2 separate regions of the Homo sapiens genome follow, and region 2 is linked to region 1. Evidence: chromatin loops called from intact Hi-C (ENCODE). Cell type or tissue: chondrocyte. All regions are shown on one strand. Each heading gives the region's core, and the rest is flanking DNA. Links, peaks and the distances in the headings are about the cores only. Region 1 has its middle 64 kb from the start of CTLA4. Region 2 has its middle 46 kb from the start of RAPH1.

The links. Hi-C counts contacts between places; a loop is a spot of excess contacts. Peaks named below come from ENCODE experiments on the same cell type or tissue, not always from the same donor. Only the 100,000 strongest peaks of a DNase experiment are listed, where the experiment ranks them.
Region 2: a loop joins it to region 1, with 1.9 times the contacts of the local background. A loop is called at or near these places in 6 of 110 quality-filtered maps.

Annotation. Positions count from the first base shown.
Region 1 is chr2:203,798,718-203,809,508 of GRCh38, forward strand. No RefSeq gene overlaps it. Among named protein-coding and RNA genes, the nearest start is that of CTLA4, 64 kb to the right of the region's middle. RefSeq lists enhancers at 1,113-1,202, 1,273-1,422. In chondrocyte, for the core only: no CTCF peak of the experiment used is centred there; a DNase peak (open chromatin) is centred at 5,615.
Region 2 is chr2:203,576,309-203,587,099 of GRCh38, forward strand. No RefSeq gene overlaps it. Among named protein-coding and RNA genes, the nearest start is that of RAPH1, 46 kb to the left of the region's middle. In chondrocyte, for the core only: no CTCF peak of the experiment used is centred there; no DNase peak of the experiment used is centred there.

The DNA of each region.
Region 1 (10,791 bases), core at 1,576-9,575:
TCATACAAGCAGTGAGAACTGTCCAAATCAACTTTTTCAGAATTCTGGAAATTACTTAAAGTCTTACAGCAGTCTGGGTGCTTACTCAAGAAAAACAGCTGAATCTCAGTAAGAGGAGCAAGACCTGTGGCATTCCAAATTGCCCTAATTCCATCCCACTCTCACAGCTCGGTCAGGCCATGCAAATCAACAACCTTAAAACCGGCAGTTGTGAAAACACAGCCTAGCAGCTACTGCAGGGTGCAGAACAGGCTCGGAGTCCCCCAAAAGCCCATCCCTAGAGAATTTGTCACTATTTGACCTGACAGCTCAGGGCTCGTCTGTTTCATTTGACTCAGAGGTTGTTCCATGCAACCAGCCCTACCCATAGGGCATTTATCAACAATAAGCAAAAGGCAGTTGTTTAACATTGCATTACCTGAGGTGCCATTACAAATTCAGGCTAACAAGAGGCTAAGCACAAAATATAAGAGGAACACTGGTGAATTAGATAACTGTATGGGTTTTGAAAAGCTTTGCCATATTCCTACAAATCTAGAAGGCCACATGCATGCATAGGGCTGTGTACATGCTCAGGAAAGTACTGGAAGACCCTAGGCTCTCACCTGTGGCTGACTTTAAAGCTCTGTATATGCAGGAAGTGAAAGCAAAGGCAGAATTGGAAATGGCTGCTAAAATGTGGGCCAAGGCACGGTGGCTCACGCCTGTAATCCCAGCACTTTGGAAGGCCAAGGCCGGGGGATCACCTGAGGTCGGGAGTTCGAGACCAGCCTGACCAACATGGAGAAACCCCCATCTCTACTAAAAATACAAAATTAGCTGGGCATGGTGGTGGGTGCCTGCAATCCCAGCTACTCGGGAGGCTGAGGCAGGAGAATCGCTTGAACCTGGGAGGCAGAGGTTGCAGTGGGCCAAGATCACGGCACTGCACTCCAGCCTGGGCAACAAGAGTGAAACTCCATCTCAAAAAAAATAAAATAAAATAAGTAAAATGTTGAAGGAGTGACCCAACACACACACAGATGCCACAGGCAAAGACTGGGAGAATCACTGGTTCAAAGAGTTTAAGGAAATCTCGGTCCAGTTATGAGCTGACCGCTAAGCTAACCAAGCTGAGACTCCAGTGGCTGCATAGGGCAAAGAATATGGACTAAACAGAATTAGTCGAGGAAAGTCACTAAACAAACAACAGCAATAAAAAAACAACAAAGAGCAATAACAGCAAACCCTGGGAAGGAAGGGGAATCTGATTTCCAGAGGTGACACATAATTTACAATATCTAGTTTTCAGCAAAAAACGATAAGCCTGACAGATCAAGTAGTGACAGCTCTCCAGGGATGGGCTTTTGGGGAACTCCGAGCCTGTTCTGCACCCTGCAGTAGCTGCTATTTTCAGCTGTGTTTTCATAATTCTCGGTTTCAAGGTTGTTGGTTTACAAGGCCTCACATAAGTATGGCCCACACACAGGGGAAAAAAAGCAGTCAATAGAAACTGCCTCTGAGGAAACCCAGATGTTATACTTACTATACAAAGACTCCAAATTAGTTATCATAAATATGTTCAAGGATCTCAAAGAAACCATGTCTAAAGAATTAAAAGAAAGTATAAGAATGTTGGCCCATTAAATATAGAATATCAACAAAGAGTTATAAATTACAAGAAAAAAGAGAACTAAATAGAAATTCAGGGCTTGGAAAGTTGCTATAGACTGAATGTTTATGTCCCCCGAATTCATATGTTGAAACTGAATCTCCAGTGAGATGGTATTTGGAGGTGGGGCCTTGGGAAGGTGATTAGATCATGAGGGCAGAGCCCACACCAGAACTTGACCATGCTAGCAATCTTATCTTGGACTTCCAGCTTCCAGAACTGTGAGAAATAAATTTCTATTATTTATTTATTTATTTATTTTTTTGAGACGGAGTCTTGCTCTGTCGCCCAGGCTGGAGTGCAGTGGCACAATCTCGGCTCCCTCCCGAGTAGCTGGGACTACAGGTGCCTGCCACCACGCCCCACTAATTTTTTATATTTTTAGTAGAGATGAGGATTCACCATGTTAGCCAGGATGGTCTCGATCTCCTGACCTTGTGATCTGCCCGCCTTGGCCTCCCAGAGTGCTGGGATTACAGGCATGAGCCACTGCGCCCGGCCTGTTCTTTATAAGCCACACAGTTTATAGTATTTTGTTACAGCAATCCAAAGAGAATAAGAAAAAGGTACAACAACTGAAATGAAAAATTCTCTAGAGGGTATCAACAGCAGCTTTGCACTAGAAGAAGAAAGAATCTGTGAACTTGAAAGCAGGTCAACTGAGAGTGCCTAGCTTGTGGAACAGAAAGAAAAAGAATAAAGAAAAATGAATGGAGCCTCAGAGACCTGTGTGACACCATCAAGCATACCACATACAAATAATCAGAATCCAAGGACAGGAGAAAGAGAAGGGGATAGAAGGGGATAAAATATTTGAAGAAATCGTGGCTTAAAAGCTTCCAAACTTTGATGAAAAACATTAATCTGCACATCCAAAAAGGTCAACAAACTCCAAGCAGGAGAACTCAAAAAGATTGACACTTAGATACATGCATTATAGTCAAACTTTTGAAAGACAAAGAGACTATTGAAAAAAGCAAGAAAAACACTCATCACATACTATGGATGCTCATAACAACGTCATTCATAACTGTCAAAAAGTGGAAACAAATGTCCGTTAGGGGATGAATGGATAAACAAAATGTGGTACGTTCATATAAGAGAATATTATTTGGTCACAAAAAGGAATGAAGTTCTGATACATGTTACAACATGGACGAACCTTGGAAACTATGCTAAGTGGAAGAATTCAGTCACAGAACACCATGTACTGTATGGTTCCAGTCATATGAAATGTCCGGAAAAGACAAATCTATAGAGACAGAAAGTAGATTAGTGGTTGCCAGGGGTGGAGGAGAAAGAAATGGAAATTGACCATTAATGGGTATTTTCTGAGATGACGAAAATGCTCTGGTATTAGATAGCACTGATTAATGCACAATATTGAGAATATACTAAAACCACTGAATTGAACACTTTAAGAGTGAACTTTGTAGACTGTGAATTTTATCTTGATAGGCTGTTATTTAAAAAATCAAACAAACTACTTGGTGAGTGCTTGAGGTGGGACACTGCCAGCTGAAGACAAATTTGAGCTCCCATGAACTGCCCCACCACTGTCATGGCTGAAATCAGGTGAATTCAGGGCAGGTGATGTCTGGCACCAAAGAGATATGCTCCAATAGCCTGTGAATAGGTAAAATAAGCTGCAGGTTATGTGCTATTTCTGGAGTTTTGGGGTAAATTTGTGCCTTGCTTTCCTGCTCAAGCAAATGAAAGGGAAAATGAATGAATAGAAGTGGTGCAATTTATAGTGATTACATTGAATCCCCTGTAATTAAATTTAAATACAATTCTAAATTTTATATTCTAAATACAATTCTAAATTATAATATTTTAGAAAAATCATTCATAATTTTTTTTATTTGTGGTACATCTCACAACAGATAGAAAGTTAGCACTGTGTGGCAAGAGCCTGGTAGACAGCCTGGCTTAAGAGATCATCTATTTCAGTGGGTCCCAGATTTTGGTAACCACAAGAGTTACTTTAGAAGCTATTAGAAATGTTGACTCTGGATCTCTCCTATTCTCTAAACTCTCTTCTCATTCCTCGGCTAAAGAATGTGATTCACTAGGTCAGGAGAGGGGCTGAGGTGTCGACACTGCCAAAAAGCAGCCCTGGTGATTCTGATGCAGGCAGTCTATGGTTCCAGTTGAAAAATATTGATATTGCCCAACTCACTGGTCTTAGATGAGATAATTGAGACACACAGAGGGGAAATGACTTGCTTGAGGCCACATGATAGAAGCAGAGGTATAGAGTGGGAATTTGCATTCAGGTCTCGTCACCTGCAGTCTCATGCTCTGTCCATTCCACCACAGCTCTTCTCACATAGTTGGATTAGAACAGCCCTGTGGTCACCACTCAGGAGTGCTCAGGAGAGTGGTGGACTTGTGTCAGGGAGCATTCAAACCACTATACACTTGCCAATGGCTCAGGCAACCCGAATTTCTGCTGCTTTTGCATATAAAAAGCATCTTGTGCAGAGCATCAGAATGTGAGTGATGCCACGTGGGAGCCGAGGAAGGCCAGTGAATGTGAGAATGTGCGTGTTTGAAAGTACTTGGAGATTTCAGAGAGTGGCAACCCAAGGACCCACAAATGACTCATTTCTTTTTAAACCAGAGCTACATAGTGTTAAGCATTCAAACATTTTCAGACATGTGGATCACTGACTTTAGTGTTCAGTTTCCTGCTGGCACCTAATACCATGAAATTACATTGCAGAGAATTCTAATTCATAGTCAGAACAGTTATAAATATATTTGGCTACAAAAAACAGAGACAATGAAAGGAATGAGACAGAGTGCTATGAACACTCTTCAAAGATAAAAGATTAGTCTTGAAACTATATCATAATTTTATAGAATGGGGAGTCTAGGCTGAGAAAACCTTATATGGTGGCATAAGAAAACATGGTGCATTGCGGGGACTGGGAGATACAGAGTTTAGTGTGGCTGGGTAAGGAGTGTGTTTGGTGTGGCTGTGTGTGTGTGTGTGTGTGTGTCTGTGTGTCTGTGTGTGTGTATGGGAGGCAGGGGAAGGGGAGATTAGGGATAGGGAGGAGCATGAACCCTGAGAGACAAGGTCAGGGTGGGAGGAAGATCCAGATCACTAAAGGCCTCAAATGCTATTTTATGGAGCTTGGACCTCATCTAATTGACATTGGGGAACCGCTAGAGGATTTCAAGCCATGCAGGTGGAATTGCAGTTTAGAAGGATCACTCAGTTTGGAGTATGGAGAAAAGCTAGAAAAGGGATGCAGGAACAGAGGCCACTAAAAAATGATAAGGGCCTGAACCAAGGTCTTGGTTAGAAGTTCTTCCCAAGCTTGAGGACAACCAGTTTCAGTTGCCACCACTGGGCAGGTCCCCAGAAGACACAATACTTGGGACCATTGTCCCCACTGCCTCTTTACTTCTTAGGAGACATCTGTGATCAGATTTGAGAATCAAATTTCAGAGAGGCAAGCTTGGACGATGGGTGTAAGTGTTGTAAGAAAAATTGGTAAGGAGACGAGAAGAAAAGATGAGAAAAAGGAGCAGGGAGAGGAAAAGAGACAAGAGAAAAGATATATGAATATCTAGAACTTAGAAGAATCATTAAGAGGTCATTCTTAGTTTGCAAAATGTTTCGTAACGATTGCTTTAAGAAAAACACCCAGAATTTTTAAGCTCTATATCTTCTCTAGTGATTAATTTCTAAATTCATTTTGAAGAGGTCATTATTAAATTAATTATCTCATAGCGATCTCATGTATAAATATCATGCCAAAGAGGTAAAAATTTATCGAGGCTCACACAGGAAGCTGATCAACATTCTGTGGTTTGACAATCTGCATTCTGAGCAGGAGCCAGGGTTTAACTTTACCACATCTCAGAGGAATTCAGATTTTCTGAGAAAGGGCTGAAAAATTTGCACTCCCTGGGGTGGCAGAGGAGGCTAGGGCTAGAAGCCAGGTTACCAAATCCCTGTGTGGAACACGTGGGCAGATGTGAAAAGTGGGAGGAATGTTCAGACCACATCGTCTCCTAGTGAAAGTACCAATGCAAGCTTGCAACCATAGCAACACAATAGCCCTATTAAAACACACACACAAAATCTGTCAATGAATTAAAAAACTCCACTTTTTGCTAGTAAGTAAAGCTTGGCGTTTATTTTTGTTTGCTCTTTATCCATTTGATTAGAAACCCGCTGTTAAAAGACTCCAATTCCTTGATAACCCTTTCTAGTACAGAGGCAAACATTTTAGGAATATAATTTGTACTTGAAGAGGATAATTCTCTTGTGACTCTAGAAGGGAGAAACATGAAGAAAATACGAACTAATAAGAAAGACCAGGTGTGGCAACTCATCCCTGTAATCTCAGCACATTGGGAAGCTGAGGCAGGAGGATCACTTGAACCCAGGAGTTTGAAACCAGACTGGGCAACATAGTGATACCCCATCTCAAAAAAGAAAAAAAAAGAAAGAAGGAGATGGCCTTAAGGTTTCTTGTCTTGGCACCAAAATGAAATCAGTGATGAGTGGGTGGAGGACTGGAGTTACTATGGGCAGTGCGTGGGGGAGATAAGAAGAAATTGCCCTAAAGATATGTCAGGTCTCTTTCTAAAGAGTAGGACTTGGACCAAGGAGAAGGAAGTGAGTCATGCAAGCACAGGGTCAGATCCTGTCTTCATTAAAAATGTGATATTTTGATAATGATTTTCTTGCATTCATTTTAATTCTTTAAAATATTACACGAAAATGTTATTTGATTAATTTTTTAGTGCTCCTTAAAATTTGTACCTGATACATCAACTCATGCTAGTTCCTGCCCTGCTAAAGGGAAACATTAATAAATGAGAAAAAATATTTATAGTTCATATTAAATATTGTTTGCATTCCGAACTCTACTTGGAAAGCAAAGCCATGTTCTCTAGGTCCACAGGTCCCAAGCTCTACCTCCCGTGGTTTCCCAAGGCCAGGGTGTGTGGAATTGAACATTTCACAATCTGGGGGAGACAACACAACTTTATGGTTTTTTCCTCTGGTTGCTTTGAAGATTTTCTCTTTATTTTAAGCAATTTGATAACATTATGCCTTCATGAAATTTTCTTCTTGTTTCCTAAGCTTGGTGTTGGTTGAGCTTCAAATCTGTGAGTTTATATCTTTAGACAAATTTACATCTAAAAAAATTAATTTAAAAATTTTTTCTGTCTTCACATTTTCCAACAGGAAAATAATATATAATTGGACTGCAATACTCCAATTATATGTGTATTGGACTGCTTAAAGGTGTCTGATGTTCTCTTCATTTTTCAGTGTGTTTTCTCCAGGAGTTTTATTATGCATGGTTCCTATGGCTATGCCGTCAAGTTCACTAATATTATTTTATTTGGTGTTGAATCCACTGTTTATCCTACCCAGTGTATTTTTTTCAGGTGTTGTAGTTTTCATTTCCAGAAGTTCTATTTGGGTCATTTAAATAGATCTCATGTCTCTTTTTAATGTGCTTAATCTTTCCTCCACCTTCTTGAACATATGGAATATAGTTACAATAACTACAATGACATGATCTCAGCTCACTGCACCCTTGACCTCCTGGGCTCAAGAGATCCTCCCACCTTAGCATCCTGAGTAGCTGGGACTATAGGAACATGCCACCACACCTGGCTAATTTTTGTATTTCTTGTAGAGCTGGGGTTTCACCATGTTGCCCAGGCTGGTCTGGAATGCCTGAGCTTAAGCTATCTGCCCACCTTGGTCTCCCAAAGTGCTAGGATTATAGGTGTGAGCCACTGAGCCTGACCATAACTACATGTCTTAATGTTTTTCTCTACTAATTCTAACATCTTTATCATTTCTGGGTCTGTTTCTACTGATCAATTTTTCTTTTCATTATGAGTTATATTTTCCTGTTTCTTTGCATACCCAGTAATTTGGATTGGATGCCAGATATTGTAAATTTTACCTTGTTGGGTATTGGTTTTTTTTATAGTCCCATAAATATTTTTAATGTTTGTTCTGAGATACATGTGCATTACTTGAAAACAATTTGAAGTTTGCTTTTAAGCTTTGTGAGGTGGGATGAGAGCTGCCTTTGGTATAAGGCTGATTTTTCTCACTACTGATTCCAGACTCCCAGCTCCATCTTCTCAACTAAATGAGACCTCCTCTCTGCATGGTATCTTGGAAATTTTCCAGGCTGTGAGCTGGAACAATCATAGAGCTCACCTTATTTGCTTTCCCGCTCTTAGAGATCACTGTCCTGTGCTGTCTGATGTTCAGTGTCTAAAAACTATACTTTCTGATATTTTGCCCATTTACTTTTTAGCATTTTTCAAGACAGGATCAATTAGGTCTTTGGTATTCCTCTTTGCCTGAAGTGAAAGTCTTGAACATTATGGCTTCTGACTGTGGTTGATGAGTAATATTTTTAGAGAACAAAATAAAGTATACCTTGAATGACCAATTAAAGCTTTCTGAATGGTTTAAGACACTTTAATAAAATTTACATCACCTATAAGTGTCAAAACAATTATAAATTTATACTCATAGTTTTCATATAACCCCTTAGTGAGTAGGTGTCAAAGTTTCATTTCTCATTAATGAGGTAATCAGAAGAATGATAAAGCCAGTGAGGAAAGTGACACAAAGAGAAGGCAAATGGCCAGGCACAGTGGCTCATGCCTGTAATCCCATCACTTTGGGAGGCCGAAGCAGGTGGATCACTTGAGCCCAGGAGTTTGAGGCCAGCCTGGGCAACATGGTGAAACCCTATCTCTACTACAAGTACAAAAATTAGCCAGGCGTGGTGGCACACACCTGTAAGCTCAGCTACTCAGGAGACTGAGGCATGAGAATCGCTTGAACCTGGGAGGTGGAGGTTGCAGTAAGCCGAGATGGCACCATTGGACTCCAGCCTGGATGACAGAGCAAGACTCTGTCTCAAAAAAAAAAAAGGAAGGGGGGGACAGGCAAATGACGTATTAGAAGGAGGAAGAGAGGCAGAGAGAGAGAAAGGGAGAGAGATGGGGAGAGAGAGAATGGAAAAATATGCTGGAATAAAATTGCTAAATTACATACAAACTGGTTAATGTCCCACAGGGCAAAAAATCATAACCTTTGGGGTTATCATCTAAGCTGAACAGAAATAATTTTTATCTCTATGATAAAAAACTCATTTGCATCATATTTGTTTTCCACAAGTTACATCAAATCCTTTACAGGCTTAAAAATGTCTAGATGTTTAATAGTAGTAATGGTAAAAGTTACTTTCCACTAGAGGGTCAGATGATCCTTGGATGGGCTAAAAGCAATGTTTTAATAAGGGATTGGATGGACACAAGTCATCTTTTTGCGTTATTTCCAAGTTTTGGGAAAAAAGGTTTTGGACAAATTTTTTTTTTTTTTTTTTTTTTTTTTTATCACAAGAATTAACTGTAAGTCGATGTTATCTGCCATGACATAGCTGGCCACTCTGGGCCTACATTTGCTCATTTAATGAAAAGACAAAACTAGACTAGTGGTTTTTAATTGTGATTATATGTTAGAATCACTCAGGGGAGCTTTTCGAAAATACAAAAGAAAGGGTCTTTTACCAGACCAACTAAATCAGACACTTTGAGGGGGACGTCTGGGCATCACCAAGTTTTTCAAAAGTCCCCTATTACCCTAATGTGCAGCCAGGGTTGAAAACCACTGGTCTAGACTGAGTTGCTCAGACCCCTTTCAATAACAATGCACTGTGATTCTATAGCTTGAAGCACAGGCAAATCATTTTTGCGCTGAAGAAAGTTGACATAAATACAAGCTCTGCTGACCGCAGTGCATTCCCAGTGACTTGGAAATGATTCAGGGCTGCCAGCATTCATTCCATGGTGTGGAAGCAGTGGGAAGAGCCAGGGGTGGGAGCGCTGAATGACCGGCCTTTGTGTTCCAATTAGATACAGTCAGCTTGAGTTGTTAGAGAGAGATAGGAATGTCTGCAGCCCATTCTTTTAAAAAAAAAAAAAAAGATATATCAAAATTCATTTTGTGCCCCTGGCTCTCTGTTGCTAACCTCATTCCCACTTCCGGAGCAGGTGCTCTTTCATCTTTCACACAGTTATTGGAGATGGCATTTCTGATTTAAGACTGTGCATTAGTAAATTAAGGCCATGACCAGTAACATGCACAAAAATAGCGCAACAAGTATAAGCCTTTAAAATAATGTTAAATAATGAAATTCTATTCCTTCATGCTTGTTATCACTGAAATCCATTTTTTGTAGCTTTTAAAAAAATTACAAATCATTAAAAGCAAGGGCTTTTGAAATGCTTCACCCTACAACTATGCTTATAAGAAACACATAGGATATGTTACTAACTGAGCAAGCCGGAAATTAAAAGAAAAATTGTTTAACTTGATAACTTTTTTTAAAAAATCATAAATAATGTTGAATTTTTTCAAGTGGCTTTTGGGCATCTTTCTTGATTATTGTTCAACTTCTTTCCTTTGATCTGTTAACATAGTGAATGTTAATAGATATCTAAATATTAAGCTATCTTTTGACTTCTGGGATCAATACTATTTGTTAATGATAGGGTATTCTTTCAATATTCTATTTGATTTCATTTATTTCCCTTCTGATACTTTTGAGGATAATCTTCTTTTGTATATAGCAAGTTGGGTAGGGACGGTGTTAGTTTCATAATCATTTGATAGATTAGAAAACTGAAACACAGAGATAGTAAATGACTTATTATCTAAGAACAAATGGCAAACAAGTATTTGATTTCTGGCCCAGGGATTTTTGGTCTGTTCTCCACCAGGAAATTAGTGTTTCATCAAGCAAATATGCCATCCACCAAGTATTTCAGATAACCTCACAATATTTCACATAACCTAAGAGTAGTGTCTTCTAGTTTAGCTACATCATTAATGCCATTTAAAATCCTAATTCCTAATGCTCTCCTTTTTTTATTCTCCACAGTGACAGTTGTCATAACTATATCTAACGATTGTGGGACTTGGAGAAAAATGCAGAGTGGAAGCAGGAGGAGGTGAGAATAAGGAGGCCAGAAGGATGGCTGAGTCATTAGCTGAGCTCTCCAACCTCCTCCTGTACTATTCTCCCCTTTACTCACTAACTCTAGCCACACTGGCCTTCCTTTTG
Region 2 (10,791 bases), core at 1,834-9,833, 220 kb before region 1:
TTAGGACAACTGCTCTGTGCTTTAATGTCAGGGAAATAATGCAACAGCAAGAGAAAATTATTCCATAATGGATTAAGCATTAAAACATTGCCGGCCGGGTTCACGCCTGTAATTACAGCAGTTTGGGAGGCCAAGGTGGGCGGTTCATGCGGTCAGGAGTTCGAGACCAGTCTGGCCAACATAGTGAAACCCCGTCTCTACTAAAAATACAAAACATTAGCCGGGTGTGGTGGTGTGTGCCTGTAATCCCAGCTACCTAGGAGGCTGAGGCAGGAGAATCACATGAACCTGGGAGGCGTAGGTTGCAGTGAGCCGAGATGGTGCCATTGCACTCCTGCCTGGGCGAGAGGGTGAAACTCTGTCTCAAACACACACACACACACACACACACACACACACACACACACACACACTTGCCATTTGGGGAGGTTACCTGAGTCTTTCTCACACATGCTAATGTAAACCCTTCTTTGAGATAATGGAGTGGCTGGTCTTCACACTTGCTATTCACACTTTTTAATACAAGGGAATAGCAACCAGGTATCACTAGGCACCAGAAGTGGTGGATGTCTGGAGTAGATCAGGAAACATAGCAGAGAAGATTCCACTTCAAAGGGTTTAGTATGAAGCTACTTTAGTCATTGATTTTTCTGTCTTGGAGTGCCAATTTCTCCTCCTGACTTGTACACTTCTCTTTTTTAAAAAATTTTTGTCTTTCTTTTTTTTCTTTAGTTCTTCTGAAACAAAAAAAAGGGATACATGTGCAGAACGCGCAAGTTTGTTACATAGGTATACACGTGCCATGGTGATTTGCTGCATCTATTGACCTGTCCTCTAAGTTCCCTCCCCTCACCCCTCACCCGCTATCCCTCAACAGACCCTGATGTGTGCTGTTCTCCTCTCTCTGTCCATGTATTCTCATTGTTCAACTCCCACTTATGAGTGAGAACATGCGGTGTTTGGTTTTCTGTTCCTGTGTCAGTTTGCTGAGGATGATGGCTTCCAGCTTCATCCATGTCCCTGCAAAGGATATGATCTCATTCCTTTTTATGGCTGCATAGTATTCCATGGCATATACCACATTCTTTATCCAGTCTATCATTGATGGGCATTTGGGTTGGTGTCACTTCTCTTTGGACTCCAAGCATTTGTCTTTGATGGTGTTTTTGAGTGGTTACAGATGAAACAATGGGACTATCGCTACAAAATTGTATGACAAACCTTCCTCTTGCCTTCTTCAGTAGAATTAACTAGCTGATGATTATGGAAACAAAAGAAGATTGCAACAATAATATATTTTATTTCTTTTTTTAAAAGTTATTATTTTTTAGTGACAGGATTTTGCTATGTTTCCCAGGCTAGCCTCCAACTCTTGGACTCAAGCAGTCCTCCTGTCTCAGCCTGCTAGTAGTTGGAACTAGCGACATGCCCACGATATATTTTATTTCTGTATTGCTTTGTACCTCTCAAAGCCATTTGCATGCATGCCCCCTTTTGACCTCAAATCAGTCCTGTGGGGATAGAGAGAGATCTTTTGGGTAGGAATAAATACACAGAGAGAATATATAATCTGTTTATTGAAGTTCACCACCATTGTAAATACTGTCTTCTATTTTAAGACTATTTTTCTTCTTTGGATTGAAGACATGTAGATAGACAATATTGCTACACTATTTTTTTTTTACAACCTTAAGTGCTGATAGAGATCAGATAATTAGATAAACAATCCCTGATATATGTAAGAGTAAACACTCCACATGGATACTATATGTAAAAAAATAAACAATGGAAACATCATTGAGATAAAATTAGATAATTATTTTTATTTATTGAAATTAACACTGAAAGTGGAATGTTCCAACACTGTTAGGGATTACAGTGAGACAGTTTGACTTTATCTTATTCCTGAAGATGTTTTCACTCTTTCAATTTGACAACTCTTCTATAAAAGCCTTTACCTGGTGGATTAACAGTTTGAGGTATTTAGAGTTAAAGAAGCGTTGTTCAAGAGATTGGAGATAAAAGCAGGGGCGGGGGGAGTTAAAGAGGAGGAGACTCATTTATTCATGAATTCTTTCATTCATCCATTCCTTTAACATTTATTGATACCACTATGAGTTATGTACTAGATATTGTACTAGATCTGGGAACATGGAGTTGCTTTCTTTCATGAAAGACTTTCTGATGGAAGAAAAGAAATAATATCATTTTGAGGGGAAGAGTTTTCCTTGAAAACCTTGAAACTACTCTGGTGTTGGTTTCAAGCAATGGTGTGTTTTTAGAAAATCAAAATTTGCCAGGACTGGTCATGTTTCAACTAGTGTGTTGATTTAATTCTTACTCAAGGGAGAAAATTGCCACTTGGATCATCAACCCCAGTTTCTGTGGAATCAGATCTTTCTCCCTGCCTCTGAAAGCCCTTATATAAGAACTGTCCAGAGTTAAATGAGGGGTGACAAGTTCATAACGCAGAAGGAACATTGTGTCTCTGGGCTATCAAAACATTGATCACCCATCCAGCCATTTAGCAGGGTATTCCCTTGAAAATCTCTGGCTCCTAATGAACAGTATAAATATGTGAATAGGAAGGCTAGATTTGGAAAGCTGTCTGTATGAGAAGAAAGTACACTGATGACAGAACACACATATGTATCCCATGAGTTGGCAGCAGTGTGATTATGTTGACGATGTTGACATTTGACAGTCAGAGCCCAGGACATGATGTCTTTGAGAAATTCTTCTTAAGTTGGGTATATTTTTTCCTAGTAGAGTAAGAGATAGAGTTGGAAGTGATTGCCTATTCTATACTGATAAGAAAGACATAGGCTTTGTAGAGTTCAGGACCTTGGCTGGCACTTCTCTTGGCTGATGAAGCAAGCCAGCATGGCCAGTTCTACTGGTGGTTATCTGAGCCAGTCTGCACAGGTCCCTGATTGCTATGAATCAGCACTCGTAGGTTCCACAGGCAGTAAGGAACCAGAAATACTGGTTTCTACCAACAGTTGGTCTCAGAAGGACTGGTGTGACTAACCAACTGTAAGAACAGCCTCAAATCCTTTCTGGGAAGAGGCAGGGTTTATAAATAAACAGAAAACAAACACAACTGACTCAAACTGAAATTTGTGGCTCTGGTTTGATGTGGTGAATGTATTTAATGTAGCCCAAGAGAGAAAGCTGAGGTCTCTACATTTATGAAATTACTAAAAGATTGCAATCACTGTTCAGCATTGTCTAAAAATATCATGTACAGTGTCGAAGACTTGTACTAATCATATGATTAATAGAATGATTATGACAGTGCTCTATAAATAAGGGTATGAAGTGGCAGTGTAGGGGCCAAGGGAAAGCTTCCCCTTTGCCCTCTGAAGGTTGGCTGAAAAATCAACTCACAAAAGCAGATTAATTGGAGAAAAGGCATATAAATGTATTAATGTGTACACAGACAAGAACCGCAGAGTGATTACCCTGATCCCTCAGTGGGGTTCAGAAGCTTATAAGCCATCTTGAGCTTACACAAAGAAGGGGGGGGCTTGGATTGTGACAAAACAGTTTATGGTGACAAAACAGGTTATGGGAGAGGGAGAAGAGGAGGCCTGGCTAGCAAAGGTAGTCTTGCCTGCCGGGTAGCAGCCCTCAGAGAGAATAGAAGGTAAATGATTCCTTCAGACCTTTGAAGGTGTCAGACTTCCAGTTAATCTTTCCTAGATCCAGCCAAGGGAAAGTCTCAGAGAAAGCCTGGCTGCAGCAATGTATAGCTTCCAGATGCATATTTTCCTGACAATAGACAGCTTTCCAGGGCTACTTCTCTTTGCAGGCCCTCTGAAGAGCCATCACAAAGTATGTCAAATAAATATATTCTGGGGTGAAATATTTTTATTTCCTTCAATAGTGAATAGAGACAAGTATGGACTGTTTTAACAAAACAAAATAAAAGCATGCCAATAATAGACATTAGAGTATTAACTACTCATTGCATATGCCTGCAATTCTGTTTGTAATGGTAAATAATCTAGCATTTATGTAAACTTTTTTTTTTAATGCTTCCCCTCTGTTTGAAACTAAAAATTCCCAGGCTGGGTGTGGTGGCTCATGCCTGTGATCCCAGCATTTTGGGAGGCTGAGGCAGGTGGATCACCTGAGGTCAGGAGTTTGAGACCATCCTGGCCAACATGGCGAAATCCTGTCTCTACTGAAAATACAAAAATTAGCCAGGCATGGTGGTGGATGCCTATAATCTCGGCTACTCGGGAGGCTCAGGCAGGAGAATCACTTGAACCCCTGGGGCGGAGGTTGCAGTGAGCCAAGATCGTGCCAGTTCACTCCAGCCTGGGCAAAAGAGTGAGACTCTGTCTCAAACAAACAAACAAATAAAAACACAACAACAAAAAGAAACTAAAAATTCTATTTAAAAAAAATAGCCAAGGCTCTTTACAATTTATCTTCTTTACTTTAAAAAGAATAGAGCAGCAACATCTGAGTAAAGTACATTTTTTACATTTCAACCAATCCTTATGTAAAAGACATCTAAAAAGGTATATATTAGCATTTTTAGGGCTTTTTGGAATTATAAACAGATTGACAGCTCTGTGGCCTGGAGTTAGTGCTGTTTATTTCCTAGACTGATATAGCAGCGGCTGTAGTTCCATGCATGGCACCCTGATTCCCAGGATTAGGAATACAAAGGCTGATTTGTGGGGAGGAGAGTTTTCTGGAAGCACGTGCAGCTGCCACTGGCGCATGCCAGCACATTCATTAGCCAATCTGACAGCAGAGCTGATGTCTACTCTCAGCTTTTCGGGGCAAAGAAAGGCACATGATGCCAAAGGGCCTTCTCATTCTTAGCTGAACACACAGAAGGGTAAAGCCAGGGGTTCCCATGATCCTTCCTTTTTCCTGGATCGTTAGCTGTCAGGATCTCAAGTAATCATGAATTAACCCCTGTAAGGCATCTGAATGAATGCCTACCTTATTTTAAACCTGAATAAGTAAAACCCTCTTAAAGATTGCTGTTTCATGCTGCCCGCCCCATCCCCCCAACCCACTCCCTTTTAATAATGTAGCAACATGGAGATTGAAGTGGGTAATTTTTCTCTTTGTATACTGTCTTTTTCAATTCTGGAACAGGTCCAGAAATTATAAATTGAATTGAATTATAAATAAGTATTGAATATTGTTTTGCTATTCCCAATACATTTAATACTGTCAATTATTTTAATTGGGCTAGTCATTTCAGAATTTAAAATAGTAAAGGCTCAGTCAAGGTTGCATCAGGGATTCCTGATACTTGGGAAACTAGAAAACAACAACAACAGTTCAAATCCATGTAGCTTCATTCAAATCATTCATGTACTGGCGTATGCCATAGTCCTTAACCTGACCCTACCCTGTGGTTCATAAAACTGTCAACTAACTTGCATATCATCCAGATGTCTTGTTTTGGCTCACCACATTTCAGACTTCGGTCTGTGAATACTTGCAAATATTTTCTTTTTTCTTTTTCTTTTCTTTCGCTTTTTTTTGAGACGGAGTCTCGCTCTGTCACCAGGCTGGAGTGCAGTGGCGCGATCTGGGCTTACTGCAACCTCCGACTCCCTGGTTCAAGCAATTCTCCTGCCTCAGCCTCCTGACTAGCTGAGATTACAGGCACGTGCCACCACACCCAGCTAATTTTTGTATTTTTAGTAGAGACGGGGAGTCACCATCTTGGCCAGGATGGTCTCAATCTCCTGACCTCGTGATCTGCCCGCTTCAGCCTCCCAAAGTGTTGGGATTACAGGCGTGAGCCACCGTGCCCAGCCACAAATGTTTTCTTAAATAATTTAGCATACATTACTGGTTGTCTCAGAATATTTCAGCAATAACGTAATAGTCTTTATTTATAACTAATAAAACTAGGATAATCCAGCAGTGGAAACCAATGAATAGGAGGCAACTCACCATGGTCTTGCTGGTTTTGCCAATGCCAAGCCAGAGGAACACAGGCAAATTATGAAATTCCTCTGGGTAGTATCACAGAAAAGCAAGGAGAATTTCAAAGCCGGGCCAGGAGGTGCTATTTAGGTAGAGATATTAAACATAATCACAGTTTAAGTGATTATATAAAAAGGGGCTGTTACAGAAACAGTGAAATCTTTATAGCCTCTGATAGGATACTTGATGGGCTTCCAAATTTGCGCACTTCCCTCTTGAAGAGAGTTAGATCTTTTGACTAGAGGGCTAGATCTCTCTCCTCTCTGAATTTCAAAAGTGTTAAAATAACAAGCAATGTCTAGCTGGGTGATTTTCCACATTCGTCCTGTCTAAAGGAAGAAGTTTGTTCTACTGTAAACAGTTATGGGAACTGTTTGCTTTGGATGGGCTTGGTCCTCATTGGCTGAGGAGGACTTTCTTACTCTGGTTTCTTGCCAAGGTAGAAATTCAATGCCAAAAGCTTCCTAGTCCTGTCTGGACATCCTCTAATCAGAATAAATTTGACCTAAAGAAAGTATGTTGGAGAGCTGCAAGCATGGTAGTAGTGCCTTGAAAAAAAAAACCAGTCGATTTAAGTAGTAGATTGTGCGGTTCAGTAGCATGGAACAAAGTTCATTGTCATATCCTGGACAGAACATTTCTTGGATCTTTTCTTGCTCCACCTCTAACCAGAAAAGGCTCTATCCTGAAACTATATTTGCATGTATGCAAGCCCTTTGAAATTCTTACACTCCTTTGCGTCTATTAAACCAAGAGGATAAGCAACCTGGTAATTTAGCACGGTCATGAGCATTTATCTACACAGTGGGCTCCAAATGGGTGTCTGAAGGTGAGTTGAGTGTGGATGTTAGAAGCCAGTCTTTCATTCTAGTCTTTCAAATATTAGCTGTACAAAGTGGATTATTTATACAAGTTATAGTTCTAAGCACAGTCTCTAGAGCCAAACTGCCTTCAGTTTGAATCCTGCCTCTACCAATTGTTTGGCAATCGACCCTGGACAAATTGCGTAAGTTCACTATACCTCTTTCTTTGCCTCTGTGAAATGGGCATTGTTGTGAGGTTTCAATGTTAATATATGTGAGGAACTTAGATCAATACTCAGGAACAAGTAAGTGCTCAATAATATTAGCTGTTTTTATTTTCTCCTTCTCTTGAAATTACAAGTGATGCTCACTGACTACTGACTCATTGTCTAGCTTGATGCTTCTGGCTGGAGAAGGATTTATAAGGGAGTGAGAAATGTGTGGATGTGCCATCTGTCCACTTTTACTTCTAGGTGTATCCGTATCTGTGTATAAAAGCCAAAAAAAAGGCCCATTAAATGCTCAAACATTTATGAAGACTTTTCTCAAAAAAGACTTTCCTGGCTTTTAAGCTGTTAGGCAAATCAGTTCTATATTTAAATATCATTCTGTCCTTTTGATGGTTGAATTCAAATTGTGCCTATTATAGCTGACTCTTAATCGTAGGTGGTCCTGTGCCAATCGTGTAAGACTACTGACAATGATCTATGGCAACAATCATTTCTGTACACAAGTTGTGGTTGACTAAATCCACATATTCTCTCAGGTGTGGGGCAGAACCTCTAAAATGCCACAGTGAGTGGGAGGTGGGGCATTTATAAGTAGCAGATCATTGTACAACCATTTCCTGTGCCCCAGCCTCCTCTGACCTCAGCTACTTTTTTAAGGTACTGACCCACAGCCTCTGCTATGAGCCATATCCCCAGCACCTCCTCTGTGCAGCTCCAGTAGCCACTTCTTGTCTTGGAGGCTGGCTGTGTCATGCAGTGTTGCAGATTATGCTAAGTGAATCCAGTATCTCCTTGTTGCTCCCTCTGTCAAGGATCTGCAGTTTGTGGATTTAATATGTGGAGCACATATTCATTTATTAATTCACCACTTAGGCATGTATTAAGGCCCACTATACACTAGGCATTGCACTAAGCATTGGGAATGTAAATATGACCAAAGTTCTTCTTCTTCTTTTTTTTTTTGAGACAGGGTCTCACTCTGTCATTCATGCTGGAGAGTAGTGGTACCATCATAGCTCACTGCAGCCTCAACCTCCTGAGCTCAAGCGACCCCCCAACTCTCCCCACTCCCCACAACTTTGCTTTAGGCTCCCAAGTAACTAAGACTCCCAGTTAATATTTTATTTTATTTTTTTGAGACAGAGTCTTGCTCTGTCATCCAGGCTGGAGTGCAGTGGCACTATCTCAGCTCACTGGAACCTCTGCCTCCTGGGTTCAAGTGATTCTTGCGCCTCAGCCTCCTGAATAGCTGGGACTACAGGTGGGCGCCACTGCACTCAGCTAATTTTTGTATTTTTGGTAGAGATGGGGTTTCACCATGTTTCCCAGGCTGGTCTCAAACTCCTGGTCTCAAGTGATCCACCCACCTCGGCCTCCCAAAGTGGTGGGATTACAGCACCGCGGCTAGCCCTTTATTTTTATTTTTTGCTATGTTACCCACTATGCCTAGCCTGACTAGATTCTTGATAGCACCTCATGACTATATATTAGACTCTAGAGGTGAAGAGAAACACAGGTGGATATGACAAAGGTAGCAAAATGGTGTGGGGTCATGGTTAGAAACATGGACTTTGAGCCTGAGTGTTTGGGTACAAATTCTTACTCAGCCACTTACTAGCTGTGTGACCTTGGACTTCATAATAACTTCACTTCTCTATGCCTAGTTTCCTTATTTGTCAAGTGGCAACTGTCATTGTACCTAGGGTTGTTGTAGGAGTTAATATTTATGACTATGTAGGGGAGTGTCTGAAACATAGTAAGTGCTATGTAAACATTTAAGTAAATAAGTGCAGCAATCGAGCTATATACAGGGTATTATAGGAGTACCTTGTCCAATTAGCAATATCAAACTTTTGCTTCTGTTCAGGTCTGTCCAAGGTATGGGGACATTTCCGAAGTCAGGAGAATTAAAAAAAAAAAAAAAAAGCCAGAGTTTGGCTGCTCAGCATCAGTGCAGCATTAGTGCAGGCCTTAGCCCACAACTTACTTCCACTAATGAACATTTGTCTCATTCCTTGGGTCAAATTTCTACCTGGTATCTTTGTCCTAGTAAATGAGTCTTTGTCCTATTTTCCTGCATCTTTAGTCTCTGCCTAAATTTCTGGTCAAGTCCTCAGTTCTTCTGGAACAGAGGTTCTGCCTTGATCTTGCTAATTTGCATGCCCGTAAGCTCCACTCTCCAAGCAGGGTTCCAGCTACCAGCTGCCAGGCCTGCTTGCTGCCTGGGTTTCTGAATATTACTTGCTCTAGGAGTCCCCATTGCTATTTTTCTTCCATGCATTTAGCCACCCATCTGCCTATTATTCTACTCTCCTGACACTATGCCCTGACCTGGCTGGTGTCTCTAATTGCCTGTTTTCCATGTGGCTGCCTGGCCCTTAGGGACAGGTGTTTGATCTTATCATCTCACTTATGCCTTGTTCGGCCACCACTTAATCTTCCCTACTGACAAGAAAGAAGGTGGCAAGGAAGAACGGCTGAGTGAGACACTCTGTGTTGCTCATCAAGTGACCTAGTTTAGTTTACCAAGGAATGTTTGGGTGTATCTGTTGGGGGTAGCTTATCATAAATAACTATGCATAGCCATATGTGTAATTAGGAGGGGCTTGCTCTCTACAAAGTTTCCTATGTGAAGACTTTCTCTTCTTGATGCCCCAGTTAAGGAAATTCCTTTACTAATTTATCTTCCTGAATAACCCGTCCTCCCTGAATAATCAGTTTCATGTGCTGTCCCACTGCTGCTAAATTACTCTAATGAAGTCATAATACTGTGGTTCTGGGCTTTCAAGTTCAGTACTTTCTACGTATTTTTCATTCTTAGTGTTTGCATGCAGGCTAAACATTCTAGGACGTCATGGTTTCCCCTCTGCTCCCCACCATTCCTATTTTTACTTCTCGGAGTTTTCCAAAACTTGATTATAGTCAATGTCAGCCCAAAGAATTTCCCTTTCCCTGGAATCACTTCTGTTGAACATGGCCACTTTTGTTTTGAATAAGAAAACCTAATCATCTCAATTACGATAATAACCTCGAAGTTGCATTACTGACGAGGGTGTCATGAAAGTGAGTCAATAGTGGAAGGGGAATAAAGGGCATAATATAATCCCCAGCTCTTAGCAACATAACCTAATTTTCATTCAGTCCCATGTAGCTGCCTAATTTCCATTAGGCGCATGCTGATTTCTTTTAGCCCCATGCACAGAAGACGATCTTATTTTCCCTTCAGTTCTATTTGGTACTTAGAGTTAATTGGAAACTTAATTATAAGTGCTAGAAGTCATCTGCAGAGTATTTCTCATTTGTGATTTATTATCCATTTTTATGGTATGCATTTATTTTCTTGATCGAAATAATTTTCATTTTAAATAGCATCTGACATTTGCAAGGGTTTTAAAGCACATTCATATATGCTATCTCATTAATTCTCACAACAGTCCTGTGAGGTAGGCAGAACTGTTATTATGCCTATGCTACAGACGAGAAAATAATGGCAGGGAAAAAGATTGTGGGAGAATAAAGTAAAAAGTGCATAGGAGGAAGAGCCTGATGATTAAGCACTGCTTGCAGCTCTGGCGTTGTTGACTATGAGCTGCATGCCTCTAGGCAAGTTACTTAAACTCTCAAGCTTTGTTTCTTCATCTGAAAAATGAGGGACTTAAATTTAGGGTTTCTTGCAGTTCTGAGTCTGTGTGATGTTTGTTTAAGCCGGCATATTCATATTAACCTTCCCTACTCAACCGCTGATAGGTGAGGAATACACACACACACACACACACACACAGAAGTAC